2 separate regions of the Homo sapiens genome follow, and region 2 is linked to region 1. Evidence: chromatin contacts called from ENCODE Hi-C data. All regions are on one chromosome and are shown on one strand. The core of a region is the stretch at or near the end of the contact, and the rest is flanking DNA. Distances in the headings are between cores, read along the strand shown. Region 1 has its middle 93 kb from the start of LINC02628. Region 2 overlaps PARD3 (par-3 family cell polarity regulator).

Region 1 (3,814 bases), core at 857-3,356:
GTAGGTGGGGCTGACAGCTCCAACCTTCTAATCCTCTAATCACCTTGTCTTTCTGTTGACTGGCTCCATACAGAGACTATCTAGGGGTGTCACCCTACGTAATCTCTTTACCATAAACTCAGAAAGTGATCAAGTGGCTTCATTATAAATAACAAAAATAGTCCTATCACTCAGAAGATTCCAGGGGTTTTAGGAACCCCATGTCAGGAACTGGGAACAAAGACCAAACATATTTCGTATAATACCCCAATGACCATTACCAATTGTCATAGCCATCCAAGGATACAGATGTATTTCATAAATAGTCCTCTTAGTGTGGCTTAGGGATAAAAGTTTGTAGACACCTGCTCCAAACTTTGAACATTGAATTTAAGGTTGGCCAACCTCAGGCACTCTGGTGTGTTATTTATAAATAATAATTCTTCACCCCCCTCGTCCTCTTATCTGTCATATGAAGAGCCCATGGGAACCCTTAGCATCAGGAATCCAACTAATTTCCATTTGATGGGAGGATACAGCTGGACTTCCTACCCCCATACTGACATTCCTACTTGGCAGAGGCGTGACACTACCCTTATTTAGGATTCAAGAAACTTGCTATTTAAGATTTAGGAAAAATTCCTTTCTTCCAGGGACATTTCTCTTGAACATGTTTTGTTTCACATGTAATTTAGTGGTCACCTAGGGGCCAAAGAAAAACAGAGACTTTTGTCTATTTGTTTATTTCTTAAGGCTATCATGAAAGAAAATCCACGAATAACTTGAGCTGTCAATGGAAACCTTTTTTTAGGACTAGATCTCTCCTTCACATTTAGGTAGTGACTGGGACATTTATGGAAGAAAAATAAATAATAATAATAATTATTATGATAGCTTATCATTGTTCAGCCTTTGTTCTGTGCCAAAGATACAGATGATCTCATCTCATTCTTACAACAACCATGTGAAATTGGTGCTATGATTAATTTCAGTTTCACAGAAACTGAGGCCAGTGAGGTTAAGAAACTTCCTAAAATCACACGCAGCTAGTTAGTGTTGCAAAATCTGAACCCAAGCAATATGTCTCAGTAGCATGTGCCCTCTAGTATATATGTGTATATATATGTATAGGATAAAAGGATTCATACTTTTGTAGCAGGTATAAATCTTAGTCTATAAACTCAGATGCTTTATTTTCCATAAATCAATGTAATATCCTCTCTAAGCCCTTTTCCCACTGGGCTGGAGGAAATAAAAGCTTGACCATTCTTGAGGTTTCTCTATCACCATCTTCAGCAGATTTGAGCAGGGCTTGGGGATCTGCCTGACATGTCAAGATATTGGATAGACTAGGCCCCTCTGTTTGATGCCTGTTGAGAGGCACATTGTCCCTGGCCACGTGATAATCTCTGTTCTGTGGGCTTCTGTACCAAGCTTGGGACCAAGAGTCTTGGGGCACTTCCCCAGGTGTATCACACACTCACCTTCCCTGAGGTCCCGCCATGGCCTCAGGGAGCAGGAGCAGATCCTCATACTCTTGGACTAGGGAATTTTTTTTTCTTTTTTTTTTTTTTTTGAGACAGTCTCATTCTGTTGCCCAGGCTGGAGTGCAGTGGCGCAATCTCGACTCACTGCAACCTCCACCTCCCAAGTTCAAGTGATCCTCCTACCTGAGCCTCCAGAGTAGCTGAGCCTCCAGAGTAGCTGGGAGTACAGGCATGCGCCACCACGCCTGGCTAACTTTTGTATTTTTAATAGTGACGGGGATTCACCATGTTGGCCAGGCTAGTCTTGAACTACTGACCTGAGGTGATTCACCTGCCTTGGCCTCCCAAATTTCTGGGATTACAGGCGTGAGCCACTGTGTCTGGCCTGGACTAGGGAAATCTTAATTGCTCTGAGAAAATGCAATCTCCTCTTCTTTCCTCCCTCCCTCCTTCTCTGTCTTTTACTCTCTCTTCTCTCCCCGTGAGAGAGCTGCACTTTGCACTCTTTCTTAAGCCACCGATCTTCTCAATGGACTCAGAATTTTGACAGCTTTTACAGTAGGGAACCCTACCACAGCACGGACCTTGATACCTCTTTGAACAGGCGAAGGTCAAGGCAAAACACAGAGTGAAAGCTTCAATAAATATTTCAAAACACACTCTTGCCACATCACCTTTCGCTTATTTTTACAATATGCTGCACGCTTACTCACTCTCACACTCACAAACATAACTGCACAAACATCATTTCCCATTCTTTTGATGTTTAAATACTTTCCTTCTCCTATCAGATGAAGTTTATATTATCTAGGCTTTGTCTCTGACAATTCTGATGTTGTTGTTATGGAAATATGTCAAGACATTTCTTTGTAAAAATTCCCAATGAGGCTGGGCACAGTGGCTCACACTTGTAATCCCACCACTTTGGGAAGCTGAGGTAGGAGGATCACTTGAGTCCAGGAATCAAGACCAGCCTGGGCAACATTGTAAGACCCCATCTTTACAAATAATAGTAATAATAATTAGCTGGGCATGGAGTGCATGCCTGTAGTCCCAGCTACCCAGGAGGCTGAGGTGGGAGGATGGCTTGAGCTTGGGAAGTTGAGGGTGCAGTGAGCTGTGATCATGCCACTGTGCTCTAGCCCAGGTGACACAGTGAGATTCTATCTAAAAAAAATTTTCCAATAAACTTTACATTATAGTGATGCCCCTGTGGTTGTGGGCAATGTATAAATGATTTGACTAATTTTTTCCCATATGTCAATTCAACCCTCAATATTTTCCAAATTTATCTTAGAATTTATATTTAAATTTATGAATTATCTTGAAAGACCTGATTGTTTGGAATCTACCCTCATCTATTCTACTTATTTGAATCTTTAGAAAGATTATTAAAGGAATATTTAAGTGTGTTGTTTCATGGAAATTAGGAATACCGAGTTATAATGTAAATATATTCATTCAGAAACTGGGGTGGGGGTCGGGGGGGAAGTCCTCAGGGAAGATACAGTATTCACTATTGACGTTGGTTTAATATTGCTTTGTACAGTTGTTTAATATGTACGTTGTTTGTATTTTATCTTGTATATATCTCTCCACCACACATTAATCCTTGGACTGTTAGTACATACAGAACACATGTCGGGATGCTTTCTCAGTGGACCTCATCTTCAGGGATCATTTTATTTCCACAGTTTAGTGCCTCCTTACTAGAATAGAGAACTCCATAATTTTTTCTAAAGATTCTATCAGTCTTGATCCAATGTGCTAGGTGATAAATGACTGAACGCTGGCCCCGGAGGGGAAGTTAGCAATGAGTCATGCTGTCTCCTAGTAACCAGTCAGTAAATAGCTTCCAGCAAATATTTTAAACCTCAAAGCACACTTACCTTTGGTATTATCCTTAGACAGACTATCCTCATCTATATCTGCACTCTCATCTCTCTTTCAGAACTTCTAAGAAAGGAGAAAAAGTGGGATCGGGTTTGCATATGACGTCACCCCCTTGAAAACCCACATGAAAACATTCCTACCCCAGGGAGTCTGTCTCAACAAACCTTTTCCTTGATTTGTTTCTCTGTATTTTGCTTGCCCTCAAATGTTATGAAGCCATGTATACTCCACGTAATTTTCATTTGTTTGTTTCTAGATAGGCCCTTCTATGTAACTATTCAATGAGTCCATACTGATGTGTGATTTCAGAGTTTAGCATGGAGGTCAGCACACGATCAGAACAGAAAGCGACACTCAAGCACCCTGCTCACACATCCCACCAATGACACTGTTTCAGACTAATTAATTTACATGTGTAAAGGTTATTTAAAACATAAATCCTCCCTAAGTGAGAG
Region 2 (3,814 bases), core at 727-3,226, 870 kb after region 1:
CTTTAAAATGTTGCACAGGAAATAAACATGATTTTTTTTTCCTATAATGTTGATTTGCCTTAATTACCTAGGAACTTACAAGGATGATTTATTAAAAAAAGGCACCGATTGATAAAAGTATTTAGATTTAGACACACAGAATTTAAACACAGACACCCCAAACAGAGGAAAATAGTTACGTCTACTGGATTCAAGATTATTTTTAAATGTCCCCTCCCTTTAAATTTTCAGGATTTTATTCTCTTAAATTTTGAGAAGCAGCTGCAACATGCATAATAGACTGACGGCCTACTGGCGTACTCCTTAATGAAAAGCTCACAAGCAATAAATTACATAACCAAGAAAAAAAAAAAGTAGGTAGCAGAAGGGAAAAACAGAAGCCTGGAAGATCAAAATTGGACAAGAAGAACCTGAATAACCTTAAGCTGGCTATATGCTGGCACTAACTCTGGAAAAGGCTGCTTAAGAGCAGTGTCTAAGCTTTGGCAATCTAATAATGCTAACTAGTGCACTCCGAGACACTGAGGAAGAATTAAAGCTTCGGCAAATCACATGGAAAGCTAGTTGTTTTTTTTTTTTAAGTGCTCATTTACAATTTAATAGAGACATCTCCAGATTTAGGATCAGGTGGCATTTTAAGCACAAAATTGGATAACAGTGGGGGGAAAACGAAAAACTGAATTTAAATTGAGAAATAATGCATTAAACATTTTTAAATATAAAGAAGTTTTCATAATTTATTCAAAATCTACTTAAAACAAAAGTGTTCACTTTTCAACCCTATCACTGTCTGAAATTTCCACAAAATCCACATTAAGTTTTAAGACCTGTGTGTAACCAGGGGATAAGATATTATGACTAAAATTTTTTCATTTATAATATTTATAGAAATAGTTTATATAGAGAATAAAATATAGTTATTTTTATCATAACACATCCATACTTGAAGACACAAGAGAATTTGGGCTATATGATAAATTTGGAAACCTCGTTTCTAAAACCTTGTCACTCTAGATTATACAAATTAATTTTTGTTTAGCACTAAGAGCTAGATGAAAAGGATGTATTCCAAAATGATCCAAGTAGAATCTGTTTTGAAATATTTAAAATACCACTTGTACTTGAAATAAAACAATTTTCTTACCACATCAAAAGACAAAGGCAACTCCTCCAATTATGTCATTTTTATATATAAATGAAACCTAGCACTTTTGCAGAAAACCACTCAGAACTATGTACATTTAAGACACTTATTTCATTCACACCAATACCATGTAAATACTCAGATGTATTAATGTATGTATGGAAAGTGAAGGAGATAGGTTGCAAAAGTTGTAAATGCCTTTTCATTTCCTTCATTTATGTCATCCTAAGTAACATGACCTATATTTGTATAATTAATAGCCATGAGGCTTATTGCCACTTAGGTCTTTTTATTTTTAATAATAATTTTTTTAAAAAGGTATTCCTTTTCATACAACAGTAAGGAAGCAAGCATCTATTTGGCTTACTGACATGTACTATGAAAATGTGAAATATGAAAATTTGTCATATGCAGTGTGGAAGATGGCAAGCTTTCAGCGACAGTCTGTGGAGTGACAGTTCTGAAATAATCGGCGTCTCTGTATTCAGTCAGTCCATCTGAGGGTGTACAGTGATGAACATTTGATGCCCTTGAAAATATCCCTACAGTCTGATGTTTAAGTACCCCTCCATTCATTACTGAGGATATCCATTTCTGAAACTAAGGGAGTATTAGAGAAAAGAATGTTTGTATTCAGTGAGGGCTGAAAGAAATATAAGATCTAGAAACTCCTCAGAAAATGTCTCAATAAACATTTGCCATCAGGCAACTAACCCAGACCCCTGGCTGCTGCATATCAGAAATCTTTCATCTACTCTAAATTTACACACCAGTTCCCTTGGGTGGAAGGCGTCTTCCTGGCGAAAGACCAGAAGGCTCACAGTTCCTTCCATCTTGGTGCTTCTCAACAGCGAAACAACTTCCTCTTGGGATTTGCCCACTAAATCTACTCCATTTACCTAAAACAAAACAAAAGTTTTCAGCTGTAATCCTGTGGAAACAACAGGAAAACACACACACACACACACACACACACACACACACACACACACTCTAGGACTAGCCATATCTGCTATGGAACATAACTCATTTCATGCACAATTCTGCCATGATCTGGGAACCACTAAGGTTTTGTGACTAATAAAGAAACTAAGACCAGATATCTAGAAGAGAGGAAGTGGTCAATCTTTTAGTGTTCATCATTAAACCCAAAGTGACAATCACCAGGGCATTGACAAGTACCAAGCAATAAATATTTCAAAAATGTCAAGTTAACACAAAACTTACTGGCTTAGAACAGAGATATTTTGATAGCCTTGTGCATCATAGGTTTTCTTACACCAAAATAAAAAGGTGTTGCTCTTATAAAGGGTAATAAAAACACACCAAAAATATTTTGGTACAGTATTTTCACTTTAAATGAAATTTTACTGATAAATATAAATAAAACACTTTACCTCTAAAAGGTAAACATTAAAGAAACTACAAAACAATATTTTTTAGCAGGGAAGCAATATTTCAGCTGAAATTTTTTCAATGTTATGAGAGAATTCAAGCAGGAAAAAAATTTAAAACAACTTGTTCTTAGGGAATCTTTTATCTAACAGGAAGTATAACATCATTATCAGAAAGCACTATATACTCCACAGAAATGAGAGCATATGTTTCCTTTAAAAGGTATTCTACATTTTTCTTTTTAGACAAAAAAGACATTTTGTCCAAGGCAAATAAGTTTATAACTTAAATTACAGTATCAAAATTTTCCTGTAGTTAAAATATATTTCAGAACATTTCCCCTTCTGAAAAAAATCAACCTCATATACCTCAAGGTACTACTATTAAGGAATTGCAGACAGAAGGACTGAATTCAAGTTCCAGTGGAGACTCTTACAAAATAAAACAAGCTACGACTGCACACATGGGCTAATATACCACTCAATTTATACCCCAAGGACAAGCGGCCTTTTCAGGAAGCAGAACCCTAAACATAATTTGTACTCAAACAAAAGAAAGTGAAAAAAAATCTAGACAATTAAGTCACTTGATCCTTTTTTCTTTGTATGATTCTAATTATCTAGACACTCAGAGAAAATGCACGTAAGTATCAATATTGTATAGCTACAACTGTAGATACTAGAAGGTTGGGCTTAAAGCATGCAAAAATGAAGTTTCCATTTTAAGACAAAGATGACAGCTATGGAAATAAAGCCTAACTCGAAAGACATGCAGGTTGCAGGTCTTTCTCACTGCTTTAAAATAAAAAGGTTTTTCTGATATGTTGAAAGTAAAGCGATTATGTGATAAAAGAAAAAAGTGACTCAATAATAAAGCAATTATCTTTAGAAAGAAAGACGGAGAGAGCCAGAAAAGGACAGATATTTTTTTGGACTCAGAAGACAGGAGGACTGAATTCAAGTCCCAGCAGAGACTCTTACAAATAAAACAAGCTACGACTGCAGACGTGGGCTAACGTACCACTCAATTTATAACCCCAGGACAAGTGGCTTTTTCAGGAAGCAGGACCCTAACATAATTTGTACTCAAACATCTGTTATTTAGCTTCTAACAGTGCCTATTTAACATACGTTGTCACATGCACAGGACCAAAACAGTGGGAATAAAATTTAAGGGATCTAGGCTCCAAATGTAGACATGGAAAAAAATACAGACGGTATCCCTCTCCTCCCCTACTTTACAAAAATTCTTTAGGAGAACTCAATCTGGAGAGAT

What was found. Hi-C counts contacts between places; a loop is a spot of excess contacts on that map. Pooled maps may share reads with other maps.
Region 2: a pooled map shows a loop between it and region 1 (5-fold over the local background). The contact joins two enhancer-like sites. A Hi-C loop is called at or near these places in 2 of 37 single-sample maps with no recorded cell type and 4 of 50 pooled maps.

Annotation. Positions count from the first base shown.
Region 1 is chr10:33,506,050-33,509,863 of GRCh38, forward strand. No RefSeq gene overlaps it. Among named protein-coding and RNA genes, the nearest start is that of LINC02628, 93 kb to the right of the region's middle. Within about 2 kb of position 2,107, at least 8 of the 41 ENCODE cell types and tissues checked have a DNase peak (open chromatin) inside an H3K27ac peak, as active enhancers do.
Region 2 is chr10:34,372,960-34,376,773 of GRCh38, forward strand. It overlaps PARD3 (par-3 family cell polarity regulator), which reads right to left. Exons shown (of 25, transcript NM_001184785.2): 11 at 1,915-2,043. Among named protein-coding and RNA genes, the nearest start is that of PARD3, 440 kb to the right of the region's middle. Within about 2 kb of position 1,977, at least 2 of the 41 ENCODE cell types and tissues checked have a DNase peak (open chromatin) inside an H3K27ac peak, as active enhancers do.